5 separate regions of the Mus musculus genome follow, and regions 1, 3, 4 and 5 are each linked to region 2. The links are chromatin loops, found by intact Hi-C in ENCODE. Cell type or tissue: left cerebral cortex. All regions are shown on one strand. Region 1 overlaps Zfp213 (zinc finger protein 213). Region 2 holds the start of Zfp946 (zinc finger protein 946). Region 3 has its middle 83 kb from the start of Zfp947. Region 4 holds the start of Zfp994 (zinc finger protein 994). Region 5 holds the start of Gm41543 (a long non-coding RNA gene).

Region 1 (5,000 bases), 1.1 Mb after region 2:
TGTCCCCCTGGAGGGCCGGGGTACGGGCAGGTGGGGGGTGCTGCTCAGGTCCCACCATCGGCTCACCCCACAGGTTGGGCCATCTTTGAGTGTAAGCTCTGGTGCGCAATGAGGTGTGCACGCTGCTTGAAACTCTTGTCACACTCCCCACAGCCGAATGGCCGCTCACCCGTGTGCACACGCCTGTGGTCTAGCAGGTAGGAGCGCAGTGCGAAGCTCTTGCCACACTCGCTGCAGCTGAAGGGCTTCTCGCCCGTGTGGATGCGCTGGTGGTCAGCCAGGTAGGCGCTCCGGCTAAAGCTCTTGCCACATTCGGAACAGGAGAAGGGCTTCTCGCCCGTGTGCACGCCCTGGTGGCGCACTAGGTCAGAAGAGCTGCGGAAGCTCTTGTCGCATTCAGGGCACTTGTGTGGCTTCTCCCCGGTGTGTGTGCGCTGGTGCCTGGCGAGGTCTGAACCCCAGCGGAAGCGCTTCCCGCACTGCGCGCAGCTGTGGGGCTTCTCCGCCAATAAGTTCTGAAACTGGCGCCTGTGAGTGGGCGGCCGCCCCCGACGCGCTCCCACCAGCGGGTCCAGGGCTGTCCTCATTGGGTTCTCGCTCTCCCAGACCTCGGTCTCAGCCTCCTCGGGATTCCAGGACATAGGCACTTCAGTCTGTCCCAACAATGCTGTCGCTGCCTCCTCTGCAGGGGGCTTTTGGCTTTTGGGTCTCAAACCTGCAAGAAGGGGTGAAGCCTCTGTTTAGTCCTCCTTGATTCTGGTTCGGGAAGAGATCTGAAGAAATGTGACGTAGGGACATCTCCCTGGCTTTGAGGTTCAGGCTGCTGTGGCTCACAAAAAGTCTAGGTCTTCACATTTACAAAATTATTGGATGATAGGCAAGCAAGATGGCCTCAGTGGGTAAAGTCACTTGCCAACAAGCCTAATGACCAAGCCTGAGCCCACCCCCAACCTCCATGGTAGAACCAAGCCTAGAAAACCATCCTTTCGACCTCCACACATGTCCTTCTCTGCATTGTACACAAAGGAAAATATTAAAATGCAATTTTATTTCAAAAGTGCTCTTAATGGGAAGATGATGGAAGGCAGCAAACGAGCAGTTTTGAGGGAGCCTCGAGGTCACCAGGGGTCACCAGTGAGCTGATCCTCCTGCAGAGGTATGTGCAGGAGGATCAGCTCACTGCCTGTTCTCAGACCCTCTCTCTGCCTGTTCTCTCCCTGTGGCCAGTACCCACTCTCCACAGTTAAAGCCAACAGCACGCTCCCAGTCCACTAAGCACAGCTGGCTTGACTCTGTACACAGAAGGCATCAGACTGTGTAGCTACTGTAGTCCCCTCGCAGACGACTCACAGCAGCCTTGAGCGGGGAGGAACCCCAAAGCACTCAGACTGCTGCCAGTTAAGTAAGATGAGACCAGGGGATACTGGGAAAGGGCCTGACTTGGTGAGGCTTCACATAGTGGGGTACAACAAGGGCTCTTGTTTTTTAGCATTTCTGTGGCTGACATGATCCATCGATCTCACTGAATGCCAGAGTTTATCTGGGGGCAAATATGCCAGCCTGAGATTTGACTGAGAAAATGCCCGTGCAAGCCCTCAGCACGGAGCTGGCCCAGAGCTGGCACATGGAGGGCATGGACCAACTGGTCACACAACTGAGACAGAAACTTCAACATCACAACATCACAGGAGGGCTGAGGAGACTTGGGAAGGGCTAGCTTTAGAACCTGACCAGGGAAGCAAAGCCAGATTGCAGCTGAGCGAGGGGCCCGATGGACCTGCTTACCAAGGGCAGCATCCCTCGAGTTCTTTCTCTTGATGTTCCAGAAGAGGTTCCTCTGAGCAGGGTCCAGGGAGCTCCATTCTTCTCGGGAACAATAGAAAGGGATGTCTCCCAATGACCCAGATTTTTGGAATGGGGAGATACGACCCAGCTCGGGTCTCCCAGGCAGCTGTGTGGGAGTGAGGACAGGAGGGGTCAAATTATACAGTCAACAGCACCAAGCCCTCTGGGAGAATAAAGGACTGTTAACTCACATCAACTGCAGAGTCAAAGCAGCCATCCAACACCTCTCCTGTCTGTCGCTCTTTAAGAACAGGGAGCTGGGCTGAAGGAAAAGAACAGAGCTTCATACAGGCTAAAGTCAAGGGCTGAGACGGATGGCTTCATCTACACTTGCAGGTGCACACACACCCCCACACCCACACCCCCCACCCACTCCCACCCACACCCACCCCCACTCCCCCCACCCCACCCCCACCCCGGTCAGATGCAGTCGCGCGGGTACTTGTGTGACTGAGCTTCTGCTGCCTGTCACTCTGGGGCAATTCTAGAGGAGGAATAGCGCCCCTGTGTGGCCACACTGCTGACTGAAGAGTCACACTCACCATGGCTGCGCTGCCCTTGGAGTGCAGGGAGTTGCTTCTGGACCCCTGTCTTCTGGGGAGACCCTGTGGCTTGGAGTCCCTGGACTGCTGCCTTCGGCTCCGCCTCTGAGAGCTCATCCTGCGCAGAAACCATAACGCGCCCATTAGCAGAGACCAGCCTGGAGGTCAGGGATGACACAACTTAATCCTGGGAAGGAGTTCTGGGACACAGCCCTTAGGAGCCTAAGGGTTGGGGAGGGGTAGGGACCAAATGGAAGCCCAGAAAGTCCAGAAAAGAATGAGATACCAGGCAGTGTTTTGTACCCAAGGACACTTCATGATCAAGAGACGAGAACCAGGGCTAGAGAGATGGCTTAGCCGTTAAGAGCACTGACCTCTGCTCTTCCAGAGGTCCTGAGTTCAATCACCAGCAACCACATGGTGGCTCACAACCATCTGTAATGGGATCTGATGCCCTCTTGTGGTGTGTCTGAAGACAGCTACAGTGTATTCATCATATAATAAATAAATACATACATACATAAAATCTTTAAAAAATAAAAAAAAAGAAAAGAAACAAGAACCAGTCACTAAAAGGCCAGAATTATAGCTCCTTAGCAAGGGAGAAATGGAGCAGGGGTGGTCCTCCTGCCATGGGAGAATCCCACAGCCTAGCTGCACTGGTACACCATCTGCATATCTGCCAGTGTCTGGAACACAAGACAGCAGGCTACCCTTAGACAGTTCTGTTTCCTTATACCCCTCTGGAGCTCTGATGTGTAATACTGTATCCCTATAGATTAACCACAGTAGTTGTGTAGAGCTAAAACCTTTCTGGACTCACTTGGGAGGCAGAGGCAGATGGATCTCTGTGAGTCAGCCTGGTTTACGGAGCAAGCTCCAGGACAGCCAGGGGCTACACAGAGAAAACCTGTCTCAAAACCAACAAACATACAACGACAGCAAAAGCCACATTTCTGGACCATAACGACTTTAAATCCAATAAAGTCATGAGAAGCATGGCTTTACCTGACTCTTTACTGAAGACTACATTGGGAATTTTGTTTGTGCTTCTCTAGACTTGGTGGCTTTCCCCTGCCCTCTGGGCCCTGTGGAGACTCATCTCCATGAAGATGGTCTCTATTCTTCAGGCTCCAAACGTGGAAGGGCTCCCTCCCTCACCTGTGGCCAGGCTTTCAACGACTGATTCTGTATGTCTTCCACCAAAGCGACAGCTTCCTCACCGCTCCCAAGGTGCTGTCTCTGAAGCTGGGCTTGGATCTCCCCTGGTAGCACAGCCAGGAACTGCTCCAGCACCAGCAATTCCAGGATCTGCTCCTTGCTGTGCAGCTCAGGCCGCAGCCAGCGGCAACAGAGCTCCCACAGCTGGCTGAAGGCTTCGTGTGGTCCACCCGCATCCCTGAAGCAGAACTGTCGGAACCGCTGGCGGCAGGCTTCGGAATCCCGGCTGTCCACCGGCTGGACAGGCTCCTGTTCCCAGGAGCAGTCTTCCACCTTCACAATCATGAGTCCTTCCTCCTCCCCGGGAGCAGGGTCTTGGAGCTCCTGGAGGGATGCCATGCCCCTGGCCTAAGGCTCAGGGCTGGTCAGCCTTAGCTTGAGGCTCCAGAGCTGAGCCTTTCAGTGTCCTAGAGGGATTCTCTGTGACGAGTGGGTTGGCATCAGGACACACTTGCCTATGGAAATAGTAAAAGAACAGTATTTGAAGGAGATCGGAATACACCAATCTGCAGGAAAGTTGGGGGACTCTGGCACCCACTCTGTGCCTCTGAAGCCTCTTTATGCTTTACTGCAACTGTGTGCTCTTTGTAACTGTGTATTGGTAATACCGACCCACAATCCTTCATCACCACATCTGACATCCCAAATCTGGGCTTTTCATGGCCCATTTGACAGCAAAACCTAATGTCCCTCATTTGGAAGCAGTACTCCATCTGTTAATATGAGCTTGTTTTTACCTTCATGTATAGTAACTTTCCATGCAAAAATAAGCATGTCTGTGCAGTCTGTAAAGATTCCTTGAGCTAGCTGCATGTGTAGCTCAGTTGTTAGACTGCTTGCCTAGCTTAAATGATCCCCACCACTACCTGGAACTGGGTGAGATGGTACATATTTGTAATCCCAGCACTCAGATGTTCAAAGAAGGATTAGAAATTCAGGGTCATCTTCAGCTACATGGAAAGTCTGAAGCTAGCGGGCTGCAGAGATAGCTCAGAGGTTAAGAGCACTTACTGCTCTTACAGAGGAACCAAGTTTGGTTTGCAGCACCCACATGGCGGTTCACAACTATCTGTAACTCTAGTTCCAGGGGGCCAAGCCCCCTCTTCTGACTTCCTCAGGCAAAAGTTCTACAGATAGTACACTACACCTATGCAGGTAAAATACTTGGGGGCTGGCGAGACAGCTCAGTGAGTAAGCACACTGACTGCTCTTCCGGAGGTTCTGAGTTCAAATCCCAGCAACCACATGGTGTCTCACAACCACCCATAATGAGATCTGACACCTTTTTCTGGTACATCTGAAGACAGCTACAGTGTACTTATGTACAATAATAAATAAATCTTTGGGCCTGAGCAAGCAGGGTTGACCCAAACAAGCAGAGGTCTTAAAATT
Region 2 (5,000 bases):
TTTTTTTTTTTCTGGATATAATGCTACAGTTGACATTTATTTTCTTTCAAGCCTTTAAAAATATCATTCCATGCTCTGCTGACATTAGTGTATGTCCAACTGTTCATGAATATTGTATTTTCTAAGCCTCTGTGCTAGGGGAAGACAGCTGGAAAATAGATTCACATGGTTCTAGCACAGAGATATGGAAAAAGCAGGATAGACCTGGGAGATGAGAAAATCTCTGTCTCAGAGAGAATATCCTTAGTAAATATAGACTAGAATTCTGAGGTCGACAAACTAGAGTCCTACTTTCTGAACAGCACACATAGCTATTTGAGCTTTTCTTACTTTAAACAATTCATGTTGAAACAAGTGATAGTGACCTTTGAATGGAAGGCTCAGAAATGTAGAAAAATGTCTGTTCATAAGTAGCTGTGCATTTGAGGAAGTGTCAATTCCAGATTTTATAAAAGCCATGCATCGTGGATTTCATAGAAGAAACATATAAAACCCTGGTTTATTCATGCCTTCCCAGAATACCCTCTTAATCTCCATGAATTTGAAGCTGCAGTTCTGTTTTTTTGTTTTCAATTGAAGATATGGAAAGGATTATGTCACGGAACACATTCATTTGCAATAAACAATACTGCTGAAATTGAAAAACAGCATCTCTCACTGGTGCAAGAATATTTGATTTGTTGCTGATAGACTTGACAACATTTGTCAGCCTGTATGTTAAAGACAAGAGTGATAAAGTGATGTGTCAGGCACAAATGCTCGTTCATTTGAACATACATGCAAAAATACTCATAAAATACTTGCAGAGAGATTCCAAGATCACATCAAAAATATCACCAAACATGATCAAATAGGCTTTGAAGGGGTAGTTCAATGTACAAAAATCAACAAATATAAACCACTATACAATATTGCAAAAAGACATGATCATCTCATTCCATGCAAAAAAGGTCTTTGACAAAATTGAATATCCCTTCTCCATAAAAGTCCTGTAGAGATAAAAGATATGAGACACATCTAAACATAATGAAGGCAGGTTACAGTCTGCCTTAATCCTGGAACCAGGATTAAGTTAAATGAAGAGAAACTCAAAGCACTTCCACTAAAATCAGGAACAAGCCAAGAATATCCACACTTTCCATATCTATTTAATAAAATAATTGAAGTCTTAGCTAAAGCAGTTAAGACTACTGAGAGAGATACAAAAAGATACACAGTAGATTGAAAAGGAAGAAGTCAAATACCCTTATTTGCAAATGATATTATAGTATACTTGTGACCCAAGAATTTCCACCAGGCAACTCTATAACTCAAACACACTTTCCCCAAAGTAGCTGAATACAAAATTAAAGCTATTAAATCAATAGGTTTCCTATATACAAATGACAAAGGGACTAAGGGAAAAAATTAGGAAAGCAACACCTTTCACAATAGCCTCAAAAAAAAAAAAAAAAAAAAAAAAGAGTATGTTGGTGTTAACTTTAACCAAACCAGTATATGACCTGTATGATACAACTTCAAGTCTTTGAAGAAAGGAAATTGAAGAAGACAATTAGGAAGTAGAATGGCTATTCTACCAAAAGCAGTCTACATATTCAACACATTCTTTATCCAAATTCCAGCCTGTATCTTACAGACCAGAGTGATAAAGTGATGTGCTAGGCACAAATGTCCTTCCCCTTGAAAATCCATTCATTTCTATGTTCATTTTCCTTACCATCCTGATCCTGACCATGAATCCCCTGTGCTTGAAATTTTAAATAATGCAAACTCACCACATTTTATTTTTTCCTGGCTATCAAGATTCTGTTGTGCTATCATTATATTTTCACTTACACAAATTGGGTCTTATGCTGATGTTTTCATTCATATTATGGTTGCTATGCTATTTACAGAGAAATATTCGGGAAAAGTATTTGCATTACCTAGTCTCTTTGCTATTGTGGCCAGGACAATGCTCCTGGAGTTTAACTTTATTCATGCTTTCCAAGTGCCCTGTTCTACCACTTGCAGTTTCTACCAAGTGTCCTTTACCCCTGCAGCTCCCCCGTGAGCTTGCACAGCTCTCCTCTTATTATTATCTGTCCCATACGTTTTTATCCACATTTTCATATGATTAGTCTTTCTTGTATTTCACATGTTTTAAGACTGGCTTTGGGAAGAAGCCAGGCTTTTTTACTTACTTTTAGTATTTTGTGTAGGGAATGGAAGGAAAGAAATCAGAATTGTGGGTATTGGTTGCCATTTGCTGAGCGTTTTTAAAAGCTCAGAAGGCTTGTATCTTAACTTCTTAGTTAGGCTGCCCATCTTTTATCTGAGGGGTTCAGAACTCAATTGGGACTCAGATATTGGGGTGCAGCGTCCTTACTTATCCTGTTCTGGTGTGAAAGCATATCGGAGGCTGTGCAGAGCAGGTCTAGGGCAGCCTGGCTGCTGGAGCTTTGTAGCAGGCTGCTTGAGACTGAGTGGGAGGGGCCGGAACCTCCCTGGGGCGTGGGTACTTGTCGGGCGGGGAGGGGGCCAGCAAAAAGAAAAAACCAGAGGGTCTAGGAAAGTAATTACGGAAAAGAAAGCGCCTGGCTTGAAGTGTTTGGGGGGAACCACGTGACCGGAACCGGGGCCGTAGTGGGCGGGTCTAGGAGAGCAGCTCCAAAGATCAAGTCAGATAGGAAAATTCACCATTCCCTTAGGTACTTAAGTGAACAACTTGTTCTCTAACCGGGGGCTGGTTTTCCTGTCCTGGTTATTTCTGGACCTAGGGAAAACTCGGGCCTGGAAGAGTCAGCCGTCAGCTGTGCAGCGGCGGACACCGCAGCCCCGCGGCCCTGGAACCTCCCAGGTCAGAGGCGCTGCGGGGCTGGAAAACGGGCGGGAGCCGAGGTGGGGGTAAGGGGGGGGGGGGGGATGGTTTCCCTGGACGCTGCTCTCCCAATTCTGTTGTGGATATCTTACGGTTGTCAGGAAGTTTGAGATCCTGTGAACTGGGATTTATCGTGATTTTTTTCATTCATCGTACATTTACCAGAATATTCAGTCATAAAATTACCCATAAAATATCTGGTAGAGCAGTTGCATTATTATATGCTGTTAGTTATTGTAACAGTTCCTGGAATGTAAATTCATTCATGCTTTCTAACTGCCTCGTTTTACTAATTGCTTATTCAAGAGAACGCCTTTGGCTCTGGTTAATAGGTATCCTCCAAGAGCTTTGTATATAATTGTCATATGAGGAAACGGTACAGATTTTTTTTTGAACCAGGAAGTGTTGGAAGCCGACCGCGGCTCACATGAACCGGATTTCACCTGGAAGCCAAGCTGGGGCTGAAAAGAGAGGGGAACTAGGCGGTGGAGAGAAAAATGGAGCTAAGTCAAGATTCCTGATCAAAGCTCAAATGTTTAATGGCAAATGCGCTTATAAAGGGGGGGGGGGGTGTGGTGGGGGTGGGGGAGGCCCATTCCCGCCAGTTCATCCTTGGAGCCTGGAACCAGCTGCAGGAATAGTCTCCGTCCCAGCTGGTAGCAGCAGTGGCTGAACAATAGAGTGATCTAGGTAGGAAGGCTCTACCCAAGGTAATCTCCTTAGTGGCAGCAAGTTCAAGGTCTGGCTTAGCCTGCTTCAGGCTGGGGGGAGGTTACTAGAAAGTAGACCGTATGGAGCACTACAGTTATTGCAGTAAACATTAACATTTATTAAGCATACTTTTTATTGCCCATGAATTATTCATCTGAGATGTATGCAGTTTAGGATGTAAGTAAAGCATTGAGAAATGGGTCCGTTTACAGGAAGCCTACAGCCAATATCAAATTAAATGAAGAGAAATTCAAAGCAATTGCAATAAAATCAGGAACAAACTAGGCCATTCACTTTCTCCACGATGTCTATTCAATATGAAACTTGAATTCTTAGCTAGCACAAGAAGACCGCTGAAGGAAATAAAGAAAATAAACATTGGATTACAGAGGAAAAAGTAAAAATCTTATTTGTAAATGATATGACAGTATATATAGGTGACCCAAAAAATTCCACCAGGGAACTTCTACAACTGAGAGAAAACTTTCCCCAAAATAACTGAAGACCAAATTAATGCACAAAAATCAAAAGATTGTTGTTGTGAGACTTTTAAGGACTGCATCTGTTTTACGAGGGGTTAAATTGGTCTATTTGTTTATCTGATGTTGATTTCACTTTAGAATATGGAAGCTATTACTTAAATTATCCATTTCTTTTAGATTTTTATCAATTATGTGGAGTAGACATTTTAAATGTGCTTTATGATTCTCTGGTTTTCCTCTGGGTCTGTTGTTATGCCACATTTTTGTTTCTGATTTTGTTAATTTAGATCTTTTCTCTCACCCTTATAGTTAGTTTGGATAAGGGTTTGTTGATCTTGTTGATTTTGTCAAAGAACAAACTCTTTGTTTCATTGATTAGTTGTATTGTTTCTATATTTCTATATAATTGATTTCAGCCCTGAGTAAGATTATTTCTTGTTGTCTAGGTTTAGTTTCTTTCTTACTTCCATCTTAACCCATTTTTTAGTACAATAGAGTTGTTCACTTTCTATTTGTTTGTGAGCACTGTACAACTGAATTCTTTAAGACAGAGCCAAATAACACTGCTTATTTCTGCATCTTAGATAGCCACCAGCTTCTCCATAAACCACTGAGTTTTCAAAAAGGACTTTCTGTTTCCCATAGTAGAGCTCCCTTTACGTGATTCCCAGAAGACAAAATCGTTCCTGACTTAGCACTACCACAGTATCACTATCTAGTGATGAAAGCCCAGGATGAATTCAGCAGTAGGGTTGAATGGGCTGAGAGACTTGATTTCTTGAGACTTTACTATGAGGTTCAGATATCTGGGTGCAGTGTCCTACTAGTTCAGGTCTAGGCTGTCAGAAATCATGTGGGGAGGCTGTGCAGAGTAGGTCCAAAGCCAGCCTGGCAGCTGCAGCTGTAAGGCAAGCTGTCTGAATCTGAGTGGAAGAGACCTCTTCAGG
Region 3 (5,000 bases), 340 kb before region 2:
AAATCTCCAATTCTTTTAGAAACCCTGTAATAATCTTAAACAGGGGATATTCCAGAATATGCAGAATAATGAAAGAAAGAGGGTGTTAAGACAGTCATCACACAAAGCTGACTTTACCTTGACTTAAAAAAACAGATGAACAAAAACAAATTACAAAGGAAAAAGTTATAGAGTAGTTGCAAGGATTTACATTAACAAGCAGATTCTCTTTAATGGATACAGAAAGGGAACGAGTTGATTTCATACCAACAATGTAAGACTGTTTCAAGATCCACAACACAAATAATTCAAAGCACAAAATATGTAAACCAGTGAGGGAAGACACACCACCCTGTCAACACATCCATAAAACGTCTGGGGCAAAATGTCACACGGGTTCACTATGAAAGCACTGAAGAATATGAGAACAGAAGGAATATACCTCAGCATAATCAAGATATAGTCAACATTCTAACTAATCGTTACATAATTTGAACACAGTCTCCATCATTCCACTGTATTCAGAAGAAAGAAAAGGACGTGCAATAGCTTCACACTAACTCATAACAGTGTATGAGTGCTTACAAAGAGCAAGTAACACTTAGAACATTTTCCATGAACCAAAAAAGAAAACAAGGGATGTGCTCACAGCTCCGCGGACTTTCCCGGTTCGCCGCCGTCTCCCCTGCGGGGGGACCCGGCCTCCGCCGCCCGCACATGGCCCTGCTGAGGTCCCTCTGCCTCCTTGTGCCTCTACCGCCGCGTACGCAGCCTTCCCGGGCCCTGCACGGGAGAAGCGGGCGGGCTCTGCTGCCATGACAGGCTCTGCCGCGCACAGACGGGGCTTCCTCGGCCCGCAGCTGTTTCCGGGGTCCCCGGTTCCCCCCGCCGCCGCCGCGTGACTTGAGGCCCGCCGGTGTTCCCCGCTGCAGAACTGTGACCGTTCACCGCAGCCGCAGAGTGAGGTCACTGCCACCGCCCACAGCCACGGAGCGAGGTCACAGCCGCCAACGCATGCACGCACGCACACAGATGTGGATGCGGTGGTCAAGGTGTCTCTGCGACCCCCACCAACCCCGCCCCGCCGGACGGACACCCCAAGGTGCAAGGAGAAGGCCTTGAAAAGGCCGCCTTTGGGAGAGAGGAGGGTCGCATGTGACCGCGAAGATGGAACCGCCATCCCTGTAGTCCCTCCCCGTTCATATATACGTATGTATTCATGAATGCGTATGCAAACGATGCTTAAATGTGTCTGTGAATGTCCCCGCCAATAAAATTGCTCTTCATATGCCAAAAAAAAAAAAAAAAAAAAAAAAAAAAAAAAGAAGAAGAAGAAGAGAAAACAAGGATGCAGTTTTTCCCAAATTACATAATTTGGGAAACATGATTATTCAATTCAAAAACTATAAACATTTCACAAGAAAGCTCCATTCTGATAATACTCTTAATAAGCTATATAAAACTACAAGAAAATATCACTTGGTTTTATACATTGCTGGAGAATATGCTGAGAAATCAGCAGACCACTCATTGTGGTGTAGAATTCAAATTGCTAACAGGGCCTTGTAAGCTACTGGGCAAACAACTCATGAGCTATTGTCCTCAGATACTGAATGCTAGCTAGTGCTGCAAAACAAACATGTCCAGCAAAGTAGGCTCACCAGCACAACAGTCCCAAGACAACTTTTAAGTAAGAGAAGACTTTCTGGTTTGGTCTGAGGTCAGCCACAAAGGAAATGCATAGCTGGTATTAGAAACCAGCCAAAAGGTAATGACTGGAAAGATCACAGGCCCAAGACAGAACCTATCCCTGATTATATATATATACTGGAATTGCCTTGAAATGATTCTACTTACACCATAGCCTGGTGCTGCTTGAAAGCCTAATAAATCATACAAACATAGTTTGCAACAAAAAATTGTCATTTGAGAGACTACTGAGTATAATGAATGATGTGTGTGTGTGGGGGGGGGGGGGTGAAAGGTGGTAAAAGCTGGAGGAAGGGTTATGGAAATCCATACTGTCATATACCAGCACAGTTGTAATTATGGATACATGACAGCCTTGCTACCAATACAAAACCTGCTTCAAAACATACATGAAACATGAGTGGGATGAATAGGATGAAAATGTAACAAGGGATGGGAAAGGTGATTAAGAGAGGGTCTTGCCCAGAGGTACTATGTGGCACTGTTGGGACTTTTCACAAATCTATGAGACACATGACCACGTCCTCCTCTGTTCAGAACCATGGAGCTGCCTAGGTCCCACACACACTGGAGTGAGTGTGACAGTGAGAATTTCACTCAATGTGTTTGGTTTCAATGCACTTTGCATATGAAAAACATGGAAGAGGTTGCTGGGTAGGACAGAATTAAAACAGAACCCTTAATCCAACATATTCTACTAACGGAGATGCATTTTCCGGCATTCATTGTCTAAGAAAGTCATGGACATGCTGGTGTAGAATTCAAATTGCTAACAGGGCCTTGTAAGCTACTGGGCAAACAAGTCATCAGCTGCTGTCCTCAGATGCTGAATGCTAGTTAGTGCTGCAAAACAAACATGTCCAGCAAAGTAGGCTCACCAGCATAATAGTCCCAAGACAACTTTTAAGTAAGAGAAGACTTTCTGGTTGGATAAATTACCCTGAAATTAGGATGGATCCTGATAAAACGTACTGCTACATACCTATCTACATCATCCATATGATAAAGCTTTGCCTCATTACAATCGACATGAGATATTTGCCACTCTGGAGTCCAGGTACAAAAGCAACTTTATTTATCACACACAGGGACCACTCTTAACTCTTCCAATGCTGACATGAGGGGGTCTGTCAGCAATCCTGTTCCGTATCCAGGCTCCATATTCAGTCCCACAAGAGGAGTGACAACTCTATGTTCCTTCCTTTACTGTTATCTTGACAGTTTTCAATACCTCCAGATCGTTTTGTTTCTTTTCTTAAATAAGGTTTATTATTTTAAGTTGAGTATTTTTGCCTCCTCCTTGGTCTGTGCAGTTCATGCACACAGCCTCTAGGTGGCAGAAGAGAGATGGAGTCTGAATTATGGATAGATATAAAGTTTCCAGGCAAACACAGGGAACAGAACCTGGAAACTGGAAGAAAAGCACTCTTAACAGCCGAGCCACGTAACCTGCTCTTAATTATTCCTTAATTAACTGCTGTAGAGACTTAAATCAAAGAACAGTGAGATAGAATTCATGGAGTACCAAGGACAATTTCTTACAGTGCCAGGGTGAGTGCCAGCTCAGGAAAGACAATCACACAGAAGTGATGTGACAGAGACACATTAAAAAGTTTGGCAGCTTCAAGTTTCTCTCCATTTAGTCTGATGTTGGCTATTGCTTTGCTGTATATTGCTTTTATTACTTTTAGGAACGGGCCTTGAATTACTGAGCTTTCCAAGACCTTTAACATGAATCGGGTGTTGCATTTTGTTAAATGCTTTTTTAGCATCTAATGAGATGATCATGTGGTTTTTTTTCCTTTGAATTTGTTTAAAAAAGGGAAGGAATCTATCCTTCAGCTGTGATACCATTTACAAGCTAAAAGGATCCAGTAAGGAACTGCTCAAACATGGTCAGACATATAAATTTTTAAAAATACATATACTTAGTTAAATTTAAAAAAATAGATGAAAGGAGTAGAATTGACTTAGTTTCTGCAGTTGCCTTCTGCCATTACCTGTTCAAAAACTGTCAACCCAATTGGGAAGAGGGTCCAGAGTTCCAGGATCTCACAGGTACCCTATTGATATCAGGTTTCCTGATGCTGTCTATGCACCTGCTGCACCCACACACACACATTAGAGTTAAAGTCTGAGCATTCACCCTTCCAATCACAGATGGAAATTCTTTCTCCTGTTTAATGCATTTGTCTCCACATTTGCTCAATATCAACCTAAGTTTTTCTTTTACAAAAAACATAATGAAATGACAGATGCTGACGAATGATATCTGACAGTCAAGAACATGTGACAGCTCGTATGTGAGCACTATTCATCATAGTTGGCTCATATTTTGAGATTTATTATGAAGTCAATCTTCTGTCTGGAATCTCCATGTTACACATTTTTAATAATAAACAACATTCTCAATTAATGTGCATGAAGAATCTCATTTCTGATAGTCAATGTCTGCACTCAAGGTTCTCTAGTAATTTATCTTTCAGGAAAAGAAAAAGAAAAAGCTGAGGAACATAGAGTCAGTAGGGATCAAACTTCCTGCATTCACCATGCAAGTCAGTGTACAGATTCTTCAATAAGGAAACAGCAAAGAATTCACATAAGTTTCAACTATCACAGGCGGTTTTGTATGAAATAACTTCTTCCTGTACATTCCTGAACTGATAAATAAATACTCACTGATTGGTAGGTACTTAACAGTAACAGCATATCAAAACAAATTACAGACATGACATGACACAAGGGTAGCATGTTCTCTTTCAAACACGGAAACACTGACAAGGTTTCTGATTTGTAAAGATTCAAAGCAATGTGTTTATGAACAAGGTAATCCCGACTATAGGTAGAATTTTGAGAAAGCACAGACCATTCTAGACCTTCAAAATATTAAACCAGATTTCAAAATCAAAATTATTTCAGTTGAAACCATTAATAAACAACAGGAGAAATCAATGGTAAGATAAGACACACAGTTTCCCATTCTGTAGATATACTAAACAATCCTTATCAAGGTCCTGCTAGCATTGTATCAGTAAAAGGGAAACTGACCACAAAAGGAAATGATTATAAAGGAGCTACTGAACCCTTCAAAGTTAAAAGATTAGGAAAGAAAACTTGAGACAATAATGCTTAAATGAAGGTAATTAAATTTAGATATTATTGATATGTACACCAAAAAAGTGATACAAATGGAATAAGGATATCATCATACACATGCAGTCAAATAAAGTATACTTTCTGTTTGTATTAATTATTACACAGAAAGTCAGTAATGTGTGTAATAGGCTAATCATGAGATGATTCACAGTAGA
Region 4 (5,000 bases), 200 kb before region 2:
ATGTAAAATACCAAAATCACAGAGACATTTTTAAATATAGACAAATCATTCCAAAAATTTATAAAATGAGAAACCACAAAAAATTTTAAATATATGAGAGAAGTATCAAACCCAAGGGTGATTTCAAAGTATATTAAAATTATAGCAATGCAAATCTTGCAAAACCAACAAGAAGACAGACTACAGCAGGTATCAGTGGGAAGGTAATATAGACAGAGTTTAATACTATGCAAAGTTTCTAAACAAATCTTATCAAAATCTTGCTGGCATTATTTTAGGGAACTGAGAAATTAACCATAAAAGATAGAACAACTGAAAGGAACTACACAATGCTCCAAAACTCCATGAGCAGAAAAAAAAACTAACAGGCATCAAGTGTTCTGACTAAACAATACATTAAAATTGTAACAAAGAAAATATTTAATACTGGTAAAAAGATATGATTAGGGATGTGAATGGGAGGGGGACAATATCCCTCACATACAAACCAATTAAATTACATGTGCCTCTGTGAATTAATTCTTCCATAAAAGGTCTTCTAAAAATTACAGTGGGAATATTCTGATGTTATTCTCACTGCAATTATCTAGAAATATTTAGAATGAAATAGAATCTGGCAAAACAAATCTCATGTCCTCTTTGTACTGGGACTTGAGCCCCTCCCCATCCCTTCTTCATTCTCTCTAACATACCTGGATCCTTTGCTAGTTTCCTCTCTTCACCATCCAGGGTTCTCAGTTTCACAGGTGAGCTGAACTACCTGATGAGTGTGATACCTGCACAAGGGAAAGAGTCTTCAGAAAGCACCCAGAACTTTTCATGGAACAAAAATAAAGGATGCCTAAAAAAGGATAAACATGAAGGAGAGAGAAAATATCAGAAATAAAAATGTCTCTTTTCCTCTAAGCATGTAGGCTCAGACACATGAACAGTCATTCTCCCTTGAACTCTGAGGAAGAGCTAGGGAGACTTCAGGAAAACTATTGTCATTAACAGAAACCAGACTGCTGCACTGTCCAAAAGAGATCTCTGCCAAAAGCCCTGTCTGCAGGGTCTAGGAATTCCCATTTCTCCTACTAGAAGTCCACAGACACAGCACTGAATGATAACAAACCCTAAAGTAAAAAACAACAGCTTGGCCACCTATGTGAGGGCAAAGTGCTTTCCTTCAACCAAAGAGACAATTTTCTGATACAGGGAAGTGATCATAATTATTCAAAAGATGTTTTCTAAAACTTTATTTTAATCTATAGTCTGGTTTAAGAGACTGCAATATTGGGCTTGCCTGGACCCAAGGAGTAACATAAGAACTCAGCATATGAAGACATATTTCTGAATGTTTTACTTACATCCTAAACTGCATACAATTCTGATTAAAAAGTTCATGGCCACTAAAAAGTCTGCTTAGTAAATATTAGTGTTTACACCCATAACAGTAGGGCTCGATAAACTATATTTTTGGTTCAATAAATGGGCACTGTTTCCTCATATAATATTATATGCAAAGCTCTCTGTGGATGCCTATTAACCGGGCCAAAGGCATTCTCTTGAACAAGCAATTAGTAAAACAAGGCAAGAAAGCAAGAACAAATTTACTTTCCACTATCTTTGTAATTGTCATATTAGGAAATAGATAATGCAACCGCTCTATAACAAGTTTTTTTTTCTTCGTGTTTTTATTGGTTTTTTTTTTTTTTTTTTTTTTTTTTTTTTTTTTACATTTCAAATATTATCCCCTTTCCAAGTTTCTCCTCCACAAACCCACTATCCCCCTGCCTCTATGAGTGTGCTCCCCCACCTACCCACTCACTTCTACCTCAGCGCCCTAGCATTCCCCTACCCTGGGTCATTGAGCCTCTACAGGACCAAGGGGCTCCCCCTCCCAGTGATGACCAATAAGGCCATTTCCTGCTAAGTGTGCAGCTGGAGCCATGGGTCCCTGCATGTCTACTCTTTGGTTGGTGGTTTAGTCCCAGGGAGCTTAGGTTGGGGCGGGGAGGGTGTTCTGGTTTACCAGTGATTTTATGACTGAATATTCCAGTAATTGTAAAATACATTTTTAAAGAATCACGATAAATCCCAGGTCACAGGATCTGAAACTTCCGGTCAGTGGTAAGAAACCAATGACAGAACTGTGAGAGCGGCGTCCTTAAGAGCAGCTGAGGAAAACACCCCGCTGCTCCGCTCCCTCCCGTTTCCCAGCCCCGCAGCGCCTCTAACCTGGGACCTTTCGGGGCCGCCGGGCTGCTGTGCCAACAGTTGCACTGCCGACTGCCGCCTCCCCAGGCCCTCCGCCACGGAAATGCTTCTGAGGAGACTTTTCCGGGTCCAGAGACAGCTAGGACGCAGAAACCGAAAGGTAGAAAGTTGATTGGTGGAAGTTCCTGTCACTCCGGCCTGGATCTTAGGAGCTGTTCTCCTAGACCCGCCCAATAAACCATACTTAGGGTCACGTGGTTCCCCCAAACACTTTGTGAGCAAGCGCTTTCTCAACCTTAATTTTTAATACTTTTTTTCCTGTCTGGTCAATGTCCTGGTCTTGCCTTTATCCCTGCCCCGGGGATTCCATTCCCTCCCACTCAGTCATTGGCTTCCTGCCTCACAGCTCCACCTGTGGACCTGCTCTGCACAACCTCCCTGCTGCTTGCTGACAGACTAGGAAAAACTGGTTCTGTATGATGCTGCACTCTGACATCTGAGAGGTAGTTCTGAAACCCTCAGATAATAAATAGGCAGCCCAACTTCTTAGCTTGGGACGCTAGCCTCCTCGGCTACAATCGCACAGCAAAATATAACCTAGGCGTTAAATTCCTTTTCTTTTTTTTTTTAAAGTATAGAATAGAGTTTATTTAGGGCATGCGGATGGGAGTTAAGAGAGTAGTAGAGGCAGAGAAAGACAGAAGGAGAGAGTAGGTAAGTGGAGGCTGGCCATGCCCTCCTGGAAAGAGGGTGGAAAGGAATGGAGGGCAGGGAGAGGCACTAGGGAGGTAGAGGCAAGGGAGACAAGAGTTTAAGAGATAAATTCCAATTTCTTATGTTGCACCCCAACACACAATACTAAAAATGACTCACAAAGTTTGGCTTCCTTCCAAACCATGTATCAAAGCATACATGAAGTATAAGAGGGACCACTGAGATGAAAATGTGGATAAAGACAGATGGGACAGAGAATGATGGGAGGGTGCTCTGCAAGCTCTCTGGGGAGCTCCAGGGACAAAGGTCACTCTGTAGAAACAAAAGCTGTATAACAGGGTAGTGGAAAGCACTGATAAAGTTAAACTCCAAGATATTTGTCATGGCCACAATAGCAAAGAAAATAGATAATGCAAATAGTTTGCACAAATATTTTCCTATAAATTGTCTGACAATCATAACATGAATGAAAACACCAGCGTCAGCCCCAGTTCCTGTAAGCAAAAATACAGTGATAGTACAACAGAATTTTGATAGCCAGGAAAAATAAAATGCCTTCTGATCTGAGTTTATACTACTTAAAATTCCATGCAGATGGGATTCATGGATTCGGGATCAGAATGGTAAGGAAAATGGACATGGTAATACTTGAATTCTCACGGGAAAGGGCATTCATTTTATCACTCTGGTCTGTAGCTCAGAATCTGGTACTTGGGTAAGGAATGCATTGAATATATAGATTTCTGTTGGTAGGATGGCCAATTTTACTATGTGAAGCCTCCTCATCCACAAGCATGGGAGATCTTTCCACAGTCTAGTATATTCTTTAATTTCTGTCTTCAAAAACTTGAACCTTTTATCATAGAAGTCTTACAATTGTTTGCAATGTGTTGTGGAAAACATATAATCTCAACTGTTGTTTCTACCCAGGTTTTGATCATTCACTTCCAAGGTAAAAGACATACACAATCTTCATAATATGCCTTTATCAGTGCTAGAACTAGGAATGTATATATCATCTGTGCTATTACTGTGTCTATTTCCCAACTATTAATCCCACTATATTTTGCCATGTTTCATCAGGGCTGCTTTGAACTCCAATTGGCCAGTCAACATGGCCATTGTTCTAAGACTCTTAGCCCATGGTGGCTTCCTCTACTTCCACCTTCTTTCTCCCCAGGGTTCTTCTCTGACACACCTCCCCACCAAGTCTCTTTCTCTTCTGCCCATCTCTTAGCTGTAGGCATCTTTATTCACCAATCAGTGATCACTTTGGGGGCAAGGATGAAGTGTATCACTTGAGTACCTGCAGAATCTCTGATCCCTAGGAGGCAACCAGGCCTTGGGCCACTATTTAGCATTACAATATGAGCAAAACACAGAGCCTCAACAGCATAGAGTTAACATCAACATACTTTATATATTTTTGAGGCTACTGTGAAAGGTGTTGTTTTCCTGATTTTTTTCTTTATTCAGTTTGTCATTTGTATAATGGAAGGCTATTGATTTTTGTGCATTAATTTTGTATTTAACTACTTTGAGGAAGGTGTTTATGAGTTATAGGAGTTTCTTGGTGGAAATTCTTGGGTCACTTATGTATACTATCATATCAATTATAAATAGGGTATTTTTAATTCTTTCTTTGCCATCCAAATTGTGTCTTATTAATCTCCTTCAGCTGTCATACTGCTCTAGCTAAGACTTCAAGTACTATGTTAAATAGAGATTTTACTGGAATTGTTTGAGTTTCTTTTCATTTAATTTGATCTTGGTTCTAAGGTTGGTGTAATCTGCCTTTATTATGTTCAGTTAAGTCTCCTGAATCTTTTATATTTACAGGACATTTATGGAGAAGGGGTGTTCTATTTTGGCAAAGGCCATTTCTGCATGTTAAGAGATGAACATGCCTTTTTTTCTTCGGTTCTTTTTTCAGTATGGTGGACTATTTTTATTGATTCTTGTATTTTAAACTATCCCTTCATCTCTCAGACACAGTCAGCTTGACTGTGTTTAGTGATACTTTTTATTTATTCTTGTCAGTATATTATGAGTATTTTTGCATGTATATTTATAAGGTTCTGGAATTC
Region 5 (5,000 bases), 1.1 Mb after region 2:
GATTAGACGGAGTCCCTAGGAGTCAAGGGGTGGCTGCGTGGAGGGTCCTTGCCACGCAGCAGCGCCAGAGCTCAGTAAATGTCAGGTGAGTGCCAGCTTTACCAAGCCCCTCGCCACTTCTTCCATTTTTGTATTCCATCTGCCCATCCCTGTCAAAATCAAGAAGGCTCACACCTTTAATCTTCGATGCCATCCTTATCCACACAGCGAATTTCAGGACAGACAAGGTTGCATAGATGGATTATATCTCGAAAGAAAGAAAAGAAAAGGAGAGGTGGGAGGGGAGGGGAGAAGAAAAAGAAAGGAAAAGAGTTTGATTTAAGGGCAACAACTCATGCATCAGGCCACCAATGTCCCTCCCGCTCCCGCTCCCGCACTGGGGGCAGTTGCTGTGCTCTCTCTCACCAGATGAAGGAGGTTGCCTTGAGAAAACAGGGCCACGCCCAGAGTGCGGAGACGGGTGGTCCATCCTCACTTAACCTCCTAATATCCAAGAAATCTGGGTTGAAAGTGCATCCCTTCCCTCGCGCTAGTTGTCTCTGTTATGATGTGCCTGAGGTCTAGGAGTCCAATCTAAATTCTATCTGCTAAAGTCCGCGTTTCTCTTCTCTCTGCTTTCAGAAGCTTTATAGGTCCGCTCCCCGAATCTGCTCCTCCTCCTTCTGCTGTTACAGAAAGAAACGGTAAGGTGAAGTTGCAAAAAGTCAAAAACGCCTTGGTACTGGGCTCATCCGGGATTTGAACCCGGGACCTCTCTCACCCAAAGAGAGAATCATGCCCATAGACCAATGACCCAGCATTGTTTCCCCTCCCCTCTCTCTGAATGAGCTAAAGTCACTGTTTACTTTTATTCTCAATTCTTAGGTTAGTCATTATCACTGTGCACAAGAACCGTAAGGATTCACCGGTTCACAGCCGCTATGGGATTTCCAAAGCGGAAGCTAGTCCAGCGACATAAACCAAGTTGATGATGAGCTGGCAAAATTTTCATTCTCTAAATGCCTGACAGAATACAGATGGGGTTACCTGTCATTAGAGTAGAAGACATTCTAGGCAGGGTACTGACGTTAGAGATCACAAAGGGAAGTGCAGACAGCATTCATTTTTAAATGATAAATGCCAATCAAAACAAAATACAAAACTGACAAGCCAAAAACTTATAACTTGGCTACATAGATTTAAAGTCCTTAAAATAGAGTTTTAGCCAGGCGTGACAAGAAAAACCTAAAATAGCAATACTTGAGATGTGAGGTAATGTGGATTAGGAGTTCAAGGTCATCTCTGACTCCACAGTGAGTTTGAAGCCAGCCTGCACTACCCTCAAAAACATGGAGGGCTTCTGGTGGTGGTGGCAGTGGCGGCGGCAGTTTGGTTTGGTTTTGGGGTCGTGTGGCAAGAAAAAGAAATGGAATCCTAGATATCAATAGCTCTGTTTCTCTCATCTTTGAGACAGATTCTTGTTCTATTCCCTGAGCTAGCCCCAAAGAAGACACCCTGCTACAAGTGTACAATCCCAGACTGCTCCTAAGTGGATTAGGTGAGAAATAACCAAGCTTTGAACTGGAGGTTCGCCAAAAGGAGGTTCCTTGTGAGCTGGGAAGAGTTTCAAGACCCCCAAACTGCATATTTGTCATCCTTGCACTGTGGAAGCCAAGGCTGGGGATCAGTCTAGGTTGCAGGGACCCTGAACTAAAGTTCTAGGAGAACCAAGCTGACCACCACACAGGCAAGAGGTCTTGTCCAATACATACAAGACAGTTCAGGTTAGCAGAAAGGGTGGACAGTTTAGAAGTCCAGAGCCTGGGCTCTTGCGGTTCTGCTCCACTGCTGCGCTGGGAACCTCTAGAAGGAACCTACTACCCACTTCCCACCCGGCTACAGCCTAGTACAGAACTGAGACTCCCACACTATTGAATTGTGGGATCCCTCCACCCAATTCTGTTTGATCAGACCTCAACCGAATCAACCTTTCTCAGAATGAGACCTCATAGGGAGTTGCGTCCAGACTGTGGAGCCAGGCACAAGGACAACCAAAAGTGGACGAGAAGCAAGGGTGTGTATGGGCTCCTTGGCCTAGTCTAGGAGTCTTGTTTAGTTAGAGTGTAAGAGGGTCAAATGCTGGAGAAACTCCCTCAGCTTTTCTTTCCTATTAAGGGGGCAGAGCAACAGGTTTCTGTCACTGAGTCCCTCCAGGCAACTTCTCAGTATGCAGGGGCAAACCAGCCCAATGGTGTTGGAATCCAGAGTGGGGCAAGAATTCACAGTGGCACTCCAGTGGGCCAGGTCCCAGGCTCCACCCACTGTGCTGGCTAGGCCACCACGTGCCAGTTGGGTATCTGCTTTCTTTGATCAGAGTTGTCAGATAATTCAGCTCCTTCTAAGGGGCCTTTTAGTATTCCCATAGTATTCCCATCGACTTGCCCATAGAGATCGTACCCTGGGGCCAAACCTTCCAGATGCAGACAAAATGTTATGGCTGAGACCAATGGAACCAGACTCCAGGGGAGTGAGGCGTGAATCCTATACATTAGCCAACTGGCTGAACTGTAACTGCGTCCCCCATTCTCGCGCGACCAGTGGGGCTGTTTGGCCCTGTTTGGGAAGAGTTAGTGGGGAGGCTTATTTAATGGCTGTTCCTTGCCTCCATCTTGCTCTCTAGTCACAGACACAGCCTCAACAGCAGTCTCAGCCGCCAGGCAAGGACTTCCCAAAGTGTAGCTTCTCTCCCGAAGTACAGGCTACTTTGGAGCCGGCTCTGTGGTAAACTCCCAAATTTTTATCCCCACTCGAGAGCTCTTGCTAGGGGCAGAGCGCTACTCATTTGGGAATGAATACAAGCATTTAAGGAAATGTAGGGAAGTAGCAGTTGTGTGGCTCGTTGGTCTAGGGGTATGATTCTCGCTTCGGGTGCGAGAGGTCCCGGGTTCAAATCCCGGACGAGCCCTGAATGGGGTCCAGTTTCCCAGTGTTTTTATTTCCGTTATTTTTAGAATTCTAACTAGTTAAGGAATGTTTCTCTGTTTATGTGGCAATCCCCGATGGCAAAACAATGACGCCTAACGGGAGACTCAAACCCACAACCCTGAGAATAAGAGTCTCATGCTCTACCGACTGAGCTAACCGAGCTGTATAACAAGCCTCTGGCCAAGAAGTCATAGAGACGTTATTGTTCTTTTCTCTCTTGGTGGAGAAAATTCCAAGTGGAAAACAAAAAGAGCGCAGGACCATCTAGTGAGGAACTCAGCCACATGGACTGGAGGAGTGCACGCGGGCTTAGATCTACCAAGGTGCGAGCTGAGCAGCCGCTAGGAGACCAGTGTTTGACGCACTGAGGTCAGAAATCTGGATAGGCACTCAAGGGCAACTGCTCTGAAAGGTAGAAGCTTCGCTTTCAAGCGATCACATCTTTTCCAGGGACAGGAAACTCGAGAACTGTTTTTAGCCAATGAAGTCCATGTGAAGGAGTGTAGGTTAGTGAAAATAAGGAGAACAAGGCGTATCTCCCTGCAATGGTTCTTAAAGGATGGGTCTCCTCTAGGCCTATGAGAGGCCTCTAGACCAAACCCAAAACCCAGCAGGTGGCCACAATTTCATCACCCACCTGCTATCTAGTGGGCGTCCCTTTAAAATTCATTCTTTGACAATTTCATGCATTTATATAACGTATGTTGGTCATCTCACTCCTCCATTTTCCACCCACTCCAGCTGGTTCCCACTTATTCCCGAAAGAGCCTCTCTCCTATTTTCGTGTCTGTTGTTTTGCTTGCATGCTTCTTAGTTTGGGTTTTTTTGGTTTGTAGCCCACTGAGTTTTAATAGGGCTGCTTGCATGAGTGTGGAGCGTGACCTCCCCATCCCAGCAACCATTAATTGGCTATAGCACTCGAGGAGGTATGAAGTCTCTGACTGGCTCCTTTTTGTTACCCAAATATTAATTATGGGAAGGCAAGGAGAAAATCAAGGGCTGGTATTTGGCAGCTTTTATAGCTCTCTGGGTCTGAGGGCAGTGTGTGGGGTCAAGAGCAGCCCCCAGCACCCACCAGTTCCCACCAATGGGGAAGCACCTACCGCTGCTCTACAGTCTCTGCATGGTCACAGCTCACTCTGCACTACTAAAGTACGCAAGACAAGACGGGCCGGCTGAGAAACCACATTAGGAGAAAATTTCGCAGCAGGATGATCCAAAGGAGCTGGAACACCTGACCAGGAAAGGAGGGTTTACACCAATCAAAGCACACCTCACATGCAAATGAATGCTTGCCTTTAAACCGATCACAACATTTTCTCTTTAGCGCTAATCACAGTGGTCCCTCTGCTAGATTACAAGAAATGTGTTTCCTCCCTTTCTGTCCTGGATGAAGATGCTTGCAGAATCACCGAGAGGCCTCCCAGGCTTGTGCAAAAAGACTGGTGCAAACAGAAACTGTCCAGGCTGAAGCCATGCCCTTGCAAACTGAAACAATGTGCGCTGTGTGATTGTCCTAAGGCTTTTGGCGCGTGTTACAGGCAAGCAGAGCTGGTGTGGGGGCAGTTTGGCTGCCGATCTGACTGGCACAGTCCTTTCTCTCAAGGAAGTTAGGGGCAGCAAGGAAAGTCTGGGAGCTGCCAATTAAGAATTCAAATTGCCCCAACCACCAATGTCTTTGCTTATTCATAGAAGAAAAAAAAAAAGAACATCAAAAACGGCACTTAAATTTTAAAAAAAGAAAGAAACATTCGCTGTGATTTAAAAATAAAACAAAAAAAAACCAAACAAACAAACAAAACAGGGCTTTAACAGTACCAAATAGCTGCCCAATATCCTAGGGGTAGTTAGAGCTCATTTATCTGTCTCAATTTTACCATCAAATAAAGTGATCAGTCAGGCAATGGGTACTTGGGCTTGTGCAGCCAGGGTGTCTGTCACTCGTGAGCATACAGACTCAGAAAGTAGCTGCTTTGTGAGCATTGTTCCGTAACTCCAGTTATGACAGTGTGAGTCCCCTCTGACTGAGTCTATTG

Evidence for each region. Peaks named below come from ENCODE experiments on the same cell type or tissue, not always from the same donor. Only the 100,000 strongest peaks of a DNase experiment are listed, where the experiment ranks them.
Region 1: a loop joins it to region 2, with 4 times the contacts of the local background. A loop is called at or near these places in 5 of 42 quality-filtered maps.
Region 3: it touches region 2 in a loop (6-fold over the local background); 23 of 42 quality-filtered maps call a loop at or near these places.
Region 4: a loop joins it to region 2, with 2.3 times the contacts of the local background. A loop is called at or near these places in 10 of 42 quality-filtered maps.
Region 5: a loop joins it to region 2, with 4 times the contacts of the local background. A loop is called at or near these places in 3 of 42 quality-filtered maps.

The regions. Positions count from the first base shown.
Region 1 is chr17:23,557,598-23,562,597 of GRCm38, forward strand. It overlaps Zfp213 (zinc finger protein 213), which reads right to left. Exons shown (of 6, transcript NM_001033496.3): 2 at 3,549-4,063; 3 at 2,388-2,505; 4 at 2,037-2,107; 5 at 1,786-1,951; 6 at 1-715. The coding sequence starts at 3,947. The coding sequence ends at 63. All of the region lies in intron 1 of 6330415G19Rik (RIKEN cDNA 6330415G19 gene), which reads left to right. Among named protein-coding and RNA genes, the nearest start is that of Zfp213, 4.1 kb to the right of the region's middle. In left cerebral cortex, a CTCF peak has its summit at 2,366; a DNase peak (open chromatin) is centred at 2,361.
Region 2 is chr17:22,421,591-22,426,590 of GRCm38, forward strand. It overlaps Zfp946 (zinc finger protein 946), which reads left to right and starts at 2,612. Exons shown (of 7, transcript NM_198003.3): 1 at 2,612-2,839. In left cerebral cortex, no CTCF peak of the experiment used is centred here; DNase peaks (open chromatin) are centred at 2,596 and 3,377; H3K4me3 peaks cover 1,847 bases; H3K27ac peaks cover 1,191 bases.
Region 3 is chr17:22,080,381-22,085,380 of GRCm38, forward strand. No RefSeq gene overlaps it. Among named protein-coding and RNA genes, the nearest start is that of Zfp947, 83 kb to the right of the region's middle. In left cerebral cortex, a CTCF peak has its summit at 3,007 (motif pointing right); DNase peaks (open chromatin) are centred at 867, 1,601, 2,253 and 3,023; H3K4me3 peaks cover 1,275 bases; H3K27ac peaks cover 1,078 bases.
Region 4 is chr17:22,223,319-22,228,318 of GRCm38, forward strand. Zfp994 (zinc finger protein 994) reads right to left here and starts at 2,296. Exons shown (of 5, transcript NM_001205095.1): 1 at 2,221-2,296; 2 at 693-776. In left cerebral cortex, a CTCF peak has its summit at 2,590; a DNase peak (open chromatin) is centred at 2,372; H3K4me3 peaks cover 1,351 bases; H3K27ac peaks cover 318 bases.
Region 5 is chr17:23,538,043-23,543,042 of GRCm38, forward strand. Gm41543 (a long non-coding RNA gene) reads right to left here and starts at 631. Exons shown (of 2, transcript XR_876659.3): 1 at 406-631; 2 at 1-149. It overlaps n-TPcgg1 (a tRNA gene), which reads left to right and starts at 2,873; the gene lies at 2,873-2,944. In left cerebral cortex, no CTCF peak of the experiment used is centred here; DNase peaks (open chromatin) are centred at 687, 2,965, 3,585 and 4,480; H3K4me3 peaks cover 790 bases; H3K27ac peaks cover 753 bases.